2 separate regions of the Homo sapiens genome follow, and region 2 is linked to region 1. The links are chromatin contacts, found by Hi-C or POLR2A ChIA-PET in ENCODE. All regions are on one chromosome and are shown on one strand. Each heading gives the region's core, a stretch centred on a gene start or an enhancer-like site at or near the end of the contact. The rest is flanking DNA. Distances are from core to core; before and after follow the strand shown. Region 1 overlaps RORA (RAR related orphan receptor A). Region 2 overlaps RORA (RAR related orphan receptor A).

Region 1 (5,559 bases), core at 1,869-4,368:
TAAATGTTGCAGGCTGTCTGTTAGCACACTTAGACACTGTCTCCTTTTACCAGGGGATATGATGGAGAGAAACTCTGTTCCCTGATTTTAGGCACCTAAAGATCTAAATCTAAATAACAAAAACAATAACGATAATAGCTAATATTAGGGCTGGGTGCGGTGGCTCATACCTGTAATCCCAACATTTTGGAAGGCCGAGGCAGGAGGATTGCTTGAGCCCAGGAGTTCAAGATCAGCCTGGACAACATAGTGAGACCCCGTCTCTACTACAAATTACAAAAAATTAGTCTGACGTGGTAGTGTGCGCCTGTAGTCCCAGCTACTCAGGAGGCTGAGGTGGAAGAATTGCTTGAGTCTGGAATGTCGAGGCTGCGGTGAGCCATGAGTACACCAGTGCACGCCAGCCTGGCAAACAGAGCAAGACTCTGTCTTAAAAACAATATAGCTAATATTAATCAAAACCTTTCTATGTGCCAAGTATTTTTCATTTATTATTTCATATTATCTTCACTACATCCCTACAGATGGATACTATTATCAGCTCCAATTTACAGTTGAGGAAATGGAGGTTCAAAAAGGTTAAGTAATTTGCCCAAAGCCATACAGCCAGAAAGTGGCATAGCCAAAGTCTGACTCCAAAGCCTAGGAGACCCAGGTCATATCTACAGCTGAGAAAGGACTCACTCTCCACCATGCCACTGGTCTCCTCAATCAGTATTTCCTTTGTTTTAGGCATAAACTAGCTAGCTAAAACCTGCAGTTTGAAAAGTTCATGTCAAATGAAGTGACATACAGAGAACAATTGTGCAGATAATTTTCTTTAGAAAACAGAAGCAGAGAAAGAATCCCTTTTAAAATTTCAGTTTCAATATATTTTTGCAAGCATATTTTTGTCCCAGATGCTACCGTGTTCAACCTTGTCTGAGTCTGGTGACCAAACCTCAGTGAGCGTTCTGTCCAGGTATAGCAGCTGTTTTGGGCAGCCTAATAATTAGGCTCTCTATGTATATAATCTTTCAAGGAGAGAGGACATCAAACTGAGATTAGATTAGAGGAAAAAGAGCAAAAGAGGACCATGGATAGTAATCTATTCCCTTTTGTGATCAGCATGTAGAAAACAGTTTCAGAAATGTATTTTCATTTTTCACTTAAAAAATATTTGTATTTTACCTTCAGGGAAGGTATTCAGTATTCTAGCAGTTGCTTCAGAAAGAGGGAATTGGCTGGCACTGTGCCATGCATGCTTCATAGACAAAGCCACCTAGGTCCATAAACACAGTCATCTGAGGGGCGAAGGGCAGGGAAGGATTCAAGCACCTTAGTTCCAACTCCAGGTTGGATGTCCCTCTCGTTACCCCACGGTAAAAGGATTATTTCACTCCACTGTGAGGACTTGGCTGGCAGAAGGCATTTTCAGGCAGGCAGTGAGGAGAGCAGGGAAGAAAGGCAGGTGGGGAGCAGAATCCAAGACAGTGCAGAGGGCCTGGGAGACCAGGAGAACAGGGACAGCCCACAGTCAGAGGCCCTAAGGAGTATGTCTCCTAAGAGCCTTCAGCTGAATGTCCTTTCCCTCCCCATGGCGGGGCATCTCTCTCTACAACCTGTCCATGGTTCACTTTGTTCTGCCTCCTTCAACAGTGATTCTAACCCTGTTGTCATGTATTGATTACTTATGGCAAATAACATCAGGAGGAATTGGCAGTTGCGTGAAGATCAGTGGTGGGAATAAGAAGTGGGACTAGCAGGAAACGGATCACCATCATTAGTATCATTATTATTTAATTAAGCTTTGCTATTACAACAATAAATAATAACAATGAGAATAATAATAATGACGATAAGCTAGCATTTAGTAGACCAGGCGCTATGCCAATCATTGAAAATATGCATGTTTATTTAACCCTCAGGCTATTTTGATCAGTATTTTCTTTATCCCACTTTACAAATGATGTTGAGGTGTAAAGAGATAAGTACCTTGACCAAGGTCCTGGGCAGCTGAGTGGTAGTGCTGGGGCCCAGATCCCAAATTCTGACTGCAGACTCTGACTCCAGCACCTGCTTTCTTGACCACTGCGGGCCTGGCTTTCACAGGTGTTACCTTCCTGCATCCTCTCGGCACCAGGTTGAGCTTGGTGTCGCTATCCCTTCTTATAGATGAAGAAACTGAGGCTCAGAAACAGTAAACAATCTGCCCAGGGAGGAGGAACAGAGCTGAGGAACAAAAACAGGCCTCTAAGCTCCTCTACCAAAACTGCATAGACCACTCTGTAAAACACTCCAAGTAAGGATGGGACTTTATTTCTCACCCCTATGACTCCATGTCTAGGTAGAAGCAGAAGAGTTTGGGAAGAGATCCGACAACATGTGTGAGGAGATAGGGAAGCTGTATGCATTTAACCTATCTCCAGGGTCCCCATCACTTGAGAGAAGGGCCATCAATAAGGAGGTGGAGAAGGATCATCCGAGCTAGGCTGAGTCTTCTTTGACTTGCTAAAAAAAAAATGGGGAGGGAGAAGGCAATGGGCTAGTATGGGAAAGAATAAAGAAGAGAGAGGGCAGACATCAGGAAAGAACATCAGGCAGAGAGAAGCGTCTTAGAGCAGTAATCACAACCAAAATTTTGCGCACCAACAAAAGCCCATTGACGCTCAGACACCTCTGACTTTCCCCATTTCCTTCCCGATGGCACAAATGGAAGCTCTGATTTCCTCTTTCCTTTTCCTTCTGGCTGATGCATCCTGACAAATACAGTATGTAAAGCGCAGGGACGTGTGAAAGGAAAGTGTGGCGACGGTTGTTTTCCATCTCCCAATAATAGCGTTTCAATTTGGTACCTAAATAAACAATCTATTTTAGTGGCTCCCCTTTGATATCTCCAATGTTCCCTTCTGTTATTTCTGGCAGTTCCCAATCCTGTGATGTGATTAGAGAGGATGATTACACTTACATAACAGCATCAAATTAATTTGCCGCCGAGAACAACAGCGGTAGGAAATCATTGGAGTTCTCAAATTGCTCCCCCCACCCCCACCCGCCTCGAGTTTATTTAAGTGACATCAAGGGATTAGAGCGAAGTCGGTCAGTAGAGCACTGCTGGGAAAACAACCAAAACATCGACTCTGACCTTGTAAACGAAAGAGGAACAGAGCAAATAATGAATAGCGCTGGTCCCAGGCCTGGTGCAGGGGCCATTGGATGAATCAGCCTCCCAAACACACATTTCCGTCTGTCTGTGGGAGAAAGAAACAAACTGTACCTTTCAGTGCAGATTAGATTCATTTTCCTGGGGCTATGTCCAGCCATCCAGGGACTGTCAAAACCAAAGATATTTGAGATTTTGCTTATGTTTCTTTGCTTTGCTTTTTGGCCCCTTTTCAAAACAACAAGAAGAATGTAAAAGTTGACTTGAATTTTTTTACTCTGTGAGCCCTGAACAAAAGTCCAGAAAAATAAAGCAGAGGCAAATATTATTGCTTCTGGTTTTCTAAAAGATATGACAATAACAGCTCAGAAAACTGTAGCCCATGATTCCACCAAAGGTTAGAGGTTCAGAACAGGGAGCAGCACGTGGATGGCGTAGAAAAGGGACCCCTTTAAGTCCTACTCGCAGTTTAGTTCTGACACGAACCTTCAACAGTTACTTCAACTCTCTGAGCCTTGGTTTTCTTACCCAAGATAGCAGATATTACCGTCTTTCATCTCTGTTACAGGGTGGGTGTTCACCCATCCGTTCATTCTGTTAATCCATCCATTCAACAAGTATTTATCGAACACCAATTCTGTCTCAGGAACTCTGCTGGTAACTGGGAATACCAATGGACGTGGTCAGCCCTAGGAGCTTATGTCCTAGCGGAACAGGGAAATAAAAACAGCCAGTGTGCTCTGAGGGCCTGCATGGGCAGGCACTGACCTCTCCACCCTTCATCCCTTATCACATGTGAATTTCACAACCACCATGCATGCGTAGGTATCTCTGTCTATTTTACAGATGAGGAAATTGAGCCCAGATGTGTTAAATAACACTACGCCAAATCACACTAGGAAGCAATGAGATTGAAATCCAAACCTAGGTTTTCAGAATATAAAGCCATGCTATATCCCTTTATATTTTTTGGAACCTGACAAGCTCTGAAGCACTCTGCAAATACAAGGAACTACTTTAAGTGTGTTTGCACAAGCTGTTCATATACTAGACAGACATCACAAATGCATGAATTTCTATTGCTTTAGTCCAGTGATTACAGCACTTGATTCTTTTTAAAGCAAATCCACTTCTATTATCCCGTTTGATCCTTGTAACAGCATCACGATACATGTGGAGCAAGTATTATTACTCCCACTGGACAGATGAAGAGACCAACATTAAGCAACTGGCCAAGGCCCTTGACCCAGACCCGGAACACTGGTCCGTGGCTACTCACTTGCTCTTCTTCCTCAACCTCCTCTCAATGAGTCTGAATAAGGATGATGTTTTCAATTTTGGCCTCAATAGAATTATGGTTACTTCCTATATTGTGTTAGTCTTTTGAGTCCTAATGGCATCCCTTTTTGGGTAGAAATCCATATTCACAATATAGCATGAGGTATTTTTATTTGTCTGCTTTGAAAATCATCGGCTGCTTTTCCACCTTGTGAGAACGTGTCACATTTTCCCATCATCTTTTGTTTACATCATTGTTTCACTACCATGGAGGTTTCGTTGTGCATTCTTCTCACTTAGCTCTTTTAGAAGACTGCTCTTAACACCAACATATGGGGTTTCCAAAGTTGGGATTACTCCAGTTAGATGAATTTGACCCTTTGTTCCAAACAAACTCTTGCTAATTCCAGCTGTACTGTAGCATCCATATCATCTGAGTCTGCTTGTTCATACTTCTCTTACTTCATAAAATGGACATCAAAAAATTATTAGGGCTGTTTTAGTCTCATGGCTTAATTCCTTCCTAGTTCTTCTACCTGAAATGCTTGACCCCCAACTTTGACGCCCTTCCCTCATTCTTCAGGGACAACTCAACTTCCACATCCTTGAGGATACATGTCCACAATACCTCTGCCAACATTGACATCCACCTCCTCTGAATTTCCAAATCCCATAGACTGTCAGAGGTTTGCTGCACAGGCACATTGGAGGAGCTCTGGTCCTAGTCCTTTCTTATACAGATGAGGAAACTAGGACCCAGAGAGGGCAAATGACTTTCCAGTTGGTGGCAAAGCTGGAAATAGGGCTCCATTCTCTTGCTTCTTGAAGCTAGCACTTCCCTTCGACTCCTTTCTCTTTCCTTCTAATGTCTGTGGAATGTGGGTTGTGTATGCTCAGTCTGGAATGGATATCTCTCTTATTATCCCCGTAAACTCAGTGCACTTCTTGAAGATGAGAGCTGAGTCTTTTTTTTTTTTTATATATACTTTAAGTTTTAGGGCACATGTGCACAGTGTGCAGGTTTGTTACATATGTATACATGTGCCATGTTGGTGTGCTGCACCCATTAACTCGTCATTTAGCATTAGGTATATCTCCTAATGCTATCCCTCCCCCCTCCCCCCACCCCACAACAGGCC
Region 2 (5,559 bases), core at 1,492-3,991, 400 kb after region 1:
GTAGGGATTGGAAGGAGAGGATTCCGGAAAGGCAGGTTGGAGCCCCAAGGAGCTGGTCTCAATGTCATGTCCAGGAGTTCGCCCTTAACCTGCAGGAATGGCAAGATGAACCCATTTTTAGTAAATATCTGGTTCAATTAAGGCTACACCATGTATACCTAAGTGGGGTGGGATGGTTTATCCCTCAATGTTTTGATTCTCCTCCAACTCCAAAACCAGTGAGGGAAATTTTACTAATTATTACTAAGAAAGGACATGGGAGTGTGAATGGCACAGGCTGGACAGAGCCCAACACATTCAGAGAGAGAGAATTTTCTTCCTTTCAACAGCTGCATCCAGTGAGCAGCTGCTAACCCACTCATAGTGCCAGAGAGACTCAGTGGGTCTGATGGCTGTTAACGGGCTTTATTACCTTGTTGAGTACCTCAAACTCCAGTTACTAATTACAGGGCATCGACTTGAATGTTTGGCTATATAATTTTTGTTAATTGATTTGCATGAGGGGATTTGGGCATGATCAGCTGTAAATGTTCTTCCGGCTCTAAAACTCCATGACTCTTCTCTATTGCTACATGCATCAATAATGACCTTGTGTATTTTGGATTGTGGGTTTCATGCACAATTGCTAAGAACCCTTCAATTGCTAAGAACCCTCAGGAGCAAAGTTGTTATGCAAGGGCACACAATGACATGGAGGCCCAGGCCGGAACAGGACGCAGCCATTATCATTCATGCTAGCTAGCATTTATTGATCTCCTATCAAGAAACAGATTTGGTAAGGCCAAGCCACTTCTAGCCATTTAGACACCTTGCCTGCAGTGGGCTCACACAGCTTATAGACACGAAGCAGGTGGTTCTGCTTGATTAGTGAATCTCAAACCCTTATATCCTGCACTTCCTAGCCAAATCCTTTCTATATTTCTCCTTCACTTTCCAATACCAGGTCTTTAACTCACCCCTTTTCTCATGCCCAGTTCACCCTTTAACCTCCCCAAATCCACATCTCATTTTGAAGGCATTCCTCCCCACCAACAACATTACTCTTTGGGGTCTTTGACTGACATTCTTTTTCTTGGCATTTCCTATTTGTGGGATGAAAAGGGGTACAAAAGTAAAGGCCAAGATAGGAAGGACCCACAGGTAGGCTGATTCAATATTTACATACCAGACTTCCCTGAGACCATCAGCGAACTGCTGGTAGACCAAGCAGTTCACACTAACTCTCAGAGCCATAAGCCTTTCTAATGCCCTGGCTTTCAAGGTGAAAAATACAATTACTAAGAACTGTGAGCCACAGCACTCCATTACCAACTGAGCTTCCGGGCAAGAGATCCTTGGAAAAATCTCTGTAGTGGAAACAAGTGATTCTCAGTCACAGACAGGTCACAGATCTACGTGACCTGTCATCCAGATGGGTCATGAGCCATTTGTTGCTAAGAGTAGTACAAATTTTAAAGTTTCAAAATAATTAAACTTTACTTCGTAAATTACAGGAGATTCAAGGTTATCATACAGTCAAGTCCCTCTCCCAGCCCTGCATTCTGGTATGTTTCATCAAGTGGGAAGGAAAATGGTGGTCTTAGAGCTAGGGTACCCATTGTGTCTTTGCCTCAGTGTGAGTGTGTGTTCCACATGGAAATGTTATTAGGGCAGTTGTGGCAAAAAATACACACTGACACCGTCGGCTGGCTCAAGAATAGAGAGTGGGCTGAGAAATGGGAAAAACAATGGTTCTGCCTCTCGCATTGTGAAAGGGAGGTCACCCGGGCAAGGAGTATTTCTTTGGGCACAGATGCAGAGATTATCACGTTCCCGGATCCAGATGTTCGAAGAAAGTTACAGTTAGACAGGACAAATACATTGTGGAGTTCTAATATACAGTATGGTGACTGTAGTGAATAACAATGTGACTGGCACTTGGTATATTTCAAGACAGCAAGAAGATTTTAAATGTTGTCACCACAAAGAAATGACAAATGTTTAAGGTGATGGACATGGTAATTATCCCAGCTTGATCATTATACAATGTATACATGCATTAAAACATCACACTGTGTCCCGTAAATATGTACATTATGTGTCACCTATTAAAAATTAATTTAAAAAGATGAATATCAGCATGTTACTTCAAAAATAATTAAAAATAAAATTCCATTAACCTTCAAATAAATACTAAATAAATAAATTTAAGGTGATTTTCTATAGCTAAAGAAAAGATAGAAGAAATACATCTTCAGGCATATAAATCTTAAATCTTGAAACTAGCCAAATCCAACTCAAGAGAAAGCACCAAAGGGGTTTATATTTTGAGAAGGAAAAAACAGTGTGAGGAAAACAGAAGGTTAATGAACAAAGCTAGAAGAGTTGCCCGGTTTTCCCTTTTTAAATACGCCCTAGCTGTTTGGGGAGTTGTGGCCGCAGCCATGGGAAGATCTTTGGAAGATTCCTTGGGCTATCAGGCAACAGAGACCGATCAATGGGAAAGATTAAGCAAAATAATACACTTGTCTATGATGCCTGACAAATTCTGTCTCATCTTCAGCTGTGAGGGGAAAAAAAATAATAGTTTCCTCCAATAACATTAATTACCCAACCACAGAAGAAACTTGACAAAGGCTGATGATGTGTTTACAAACAGCAAAGCTGGTGAATCACCAGGCCCAGATCCAAGGATTCAGATACCTCAGAACCACAGCTTTCTCCTTGCCACACTCCAGGTGGAAGGAGACCCCGCGTTTCAACCCAGCCAAGGCAGGAATGCACACACGGGCACTCTGGACTTTGTGTTCTGGAAAACGGGATTATACAGAGAAGACACCGTTGACGTCTCAGAACCCAACAGGCTGGGTGTTAATCCAGCTGTAACCATTCACTCTCCTTGCACATGACTTTTCTGGAAGATAGTCCCTGAAATTTTGCAGAAGAAAAAAAAAATCTCATGATCTGCTCAAAAGCCAAAGGACTGTTCCTACTCTTTACTGGGTGAGAAGCCAGTTCCTTGTCACTTCTCTTTCTTTTTTTTAAGAGCATAAAGCAGAGGAAAAGAGAGGAAAACAAGGGGGGAAAAGTTTGAAGATATGTATTAAGATATGTTAAAATCTGTTCCTGTTGCCATTTTAGTATGATTCTAGATTTTTTGTTTGTGTTATAATTTTTGCAAATGGTCCAATAGTGTGGAAAAGGAGGCTGCCTGAGATAGTCGGTTCCTTGAGTTGTTTCTTTTAATCAGAAAAGAAGAAACAAGCAGTTTCCTTTCTGCCCCCACAGGCCGGCACCCCTACAGTACATGAGTCATAAAATAGCTCCTGGAAGAGCCAGTTCCATCAAGTCTTCTCAGCAACTCTCCATTACCTTCCCCAGAGACCTGGAGAGATGGCGCCAGAGAACAGCCCAGCAGGAATCTGTGGGAGTGAAAAGCAAACAGGAAGCCTGAGACCCTAGGAGGTAGAAGCACTCTGAGAAGGAGGAAAGTTCTGGAAGCTACAGCATTATAAGAGCCATCCTTTAGGGTATAAAGATGAAATACAGCAAAGGCTTGGAAACAGAAAGACCCTTAAAACTTGACGTCTTCTCCAGACTCCCCCATGTTATAAGAGATGTTAAATCTGAGGTGAAAAGAGGTTAATAAATTTGTCAAAGTCACACTTTTATAACTTAGTACTGGCCCATATCAAGGATTTGCTTTTTCAAAGGATTTTCCAGGTTGCAAAATATGGCCAGTGCAGATTCAGCCCAATACCATCTATCTTTTGTAATGAATGGTGAGAAGGATGTTCATCTTGAAGAACCTGGGTACTGCCAGAGCCTCCAGTTCCTTCTAAATCAGCCAAACAATAGTTTGATCAACATATTTTCAAGGTAGAGTATAATTTATCCTTTTCCAAGCTTCAGAAAACCAAACAACCCTGCATGGTACATGTAGTAAATCTGAAACAGAATATTTAATTAAGGTAGCACACGGCACATGGTAGGTACTTAGTAAATGTTCGCAGGATGAAAAAAGAATGACCAAAACCAAGTATTTTGACCAAGTGAGAATAGATTATATCCTCTGAACCATTAAGTTTTGACACCTCTTAGGGAAATAAAAATAGCCCTTTTGGCATAAATGTAGGCAACATCATGAATATTGAAAGGAACTTTCAATCCAGAGACCTCTGTGTTGGGCATGACACCCAACTAGCTGTGTGATGGTAGGGAGGTAGGTTAACTCTTCTGAGTTTCAGCTAAACATAAAATGTTAAAAAATACCTTTTAAAGTTAATGGGTTATTTGTGTAAACTAAGTGATATAGTGAATATGAAACTACATTTATAAAGTTTAAAATACTGGACTCAGCTAGGTATTTGCACTACACAGATACAATATATTTGATCCTCACAGCCGTTTGTACCCAGCTTACTTACCCCATTGTTCTCCAGGAGCCAAGATTTAAGGGACAGCCCTCCTCACCATGTGCTGGCACAACGAAAGGCACTGGGCACACACAGATAAGACAAAGAAAAAAATCTTTGCGATTGATTTTAAGCAGCTCTCTCCCATTAGTGTATATGTTTTAAAGGAATCTGATTCTCTTTACATCTAGCTGAGTGACTGGCCCTAGTTTCGTGACTGCCACACAGTAGGCTGTTATTAAATGACTGTTAAATAAATCGATAAATAAATGTGTTCATGGTGGAAGGAATGAAAACAAACCCAGCATTGGGATAATCGCCCCATCCCTCAGACCCAGATTAGTAAAATTCCATAATATGCAAAGCTGAAGAGAGCAACAGAGTCGGGCCTCTGAGGTATGTGTATGTTCCTCAGCTGGAGCCAAATCCCAGACCCTGGAGAGCATGGAAAGCCACAGTTCAATTCATGAGAGGACGTGCCAAAGCCCAACCCCAGCTGCACACTGACTTGTCGGAAAACTTACCAAATTCCCTTTCAGAAGGGTTTGCTGTGACCACTATCCCAAATGGAGTGTTGGTCACATGTCAGACTTGGACGCCAAGTCCTTGTCCACAGAGTGTGGGATGAGCAATTCCATCCTGACAGATGTGATCCCTGGAGTGCTCGAAGTGACAGTGTGGAGTTTTCCACTCCTCCAGACAGCGGGCAAATATGTGCTGATCTGACTTGGCTTAAACGAAGACCTGACAGCCTTCTCCTCTCTGGAAGTGTCATCTCAACTGGAGATCAGCCAGGATGTCTTTGCAAGTTGTGGGTTCTCAACTTTCTAGAACTGGCGGGGGCTGGGAAATCTGCAGCATTAATTGGATATGAACTTTTCATTCCTCCTCCAAGCTGGCTAATGTTGGTCAAAGGCATATGATGTTTAACCTATTTTATGTCTAAATGGCTACATAGCTCATTACTTCCTAGGTGGCTGCCAACCTTTGCCTTTATTGAATAAACAATTTTTGAGCACTTGCTATATGCCACCCACTCTTCTAGATTCTTTACAAGTGTCCACTTATTTACTGCTCATCCGCTCCCCCGAGGTAAGTACTATTATTTCCCTCAGTTCGCAGATGTGGTAATAGAGACCCAAAGAGGCTCAGAAACTGTTCCTGG

What was found. Hi-C counts contacts between places; a loop is a spot of excess contacts on that map. ChIA-PET counts read pairs that join two places held with the same protein, here RNA polymerase II (POLR2A).
Region 2: a map of heart right ventricle shows a loop between it and region 1 (2.6-fold over the local background). The contact joins two enhancer-like sites. A Hi-C loop is called at or near these places in 1 of 168 maps with a recorded cell type or tissue (heart right ventricle). POLR2A ChIA-PET finds 5 or more read pairs at or near these places in 1 of 52 experiments (H1).

What each region holds. Positions count from the first base shown.
Region 1 is chr15:60,749,598-60,755,156 of GRCh38, forward strand. The region is part of intron 1 of RORA (RAR related orphan receptor A); the gene reads right to left. Among named protein-coding and RNA genes, the nearest start is that of RORA-AS4, 11 kb to the right of the region's middle. RefSeq lists a silencer at 1,935-2,129. Within about 2 kb of position 3,119, at least 18 of the 41 ENCODE cell types and tissues checked have a DNase peak (open chromatin) inside an H3K27ac peak, as active enhancers do; they include heart right ventricle, where a contact is called at or near this core.
Region 2 is chr15:61,153,152-61,158,710 of GRCh38, forward strand. All of the region lies in intron 1 of RORA (RAR related orphan receptor A), which reads right to left. Among named protein-coding and RNA genes, the nearest start is that of RORA, 73 kb to the right of the region's middle. Within about 2 kb of position 2,742, at least 10 of the 41 ENCODE cell types and tissues checked have a DNase peak (open chromatin) inside an H3K27ac peak, as active enhancers do; they include heart right ventricle, where a contact is called at or near this core.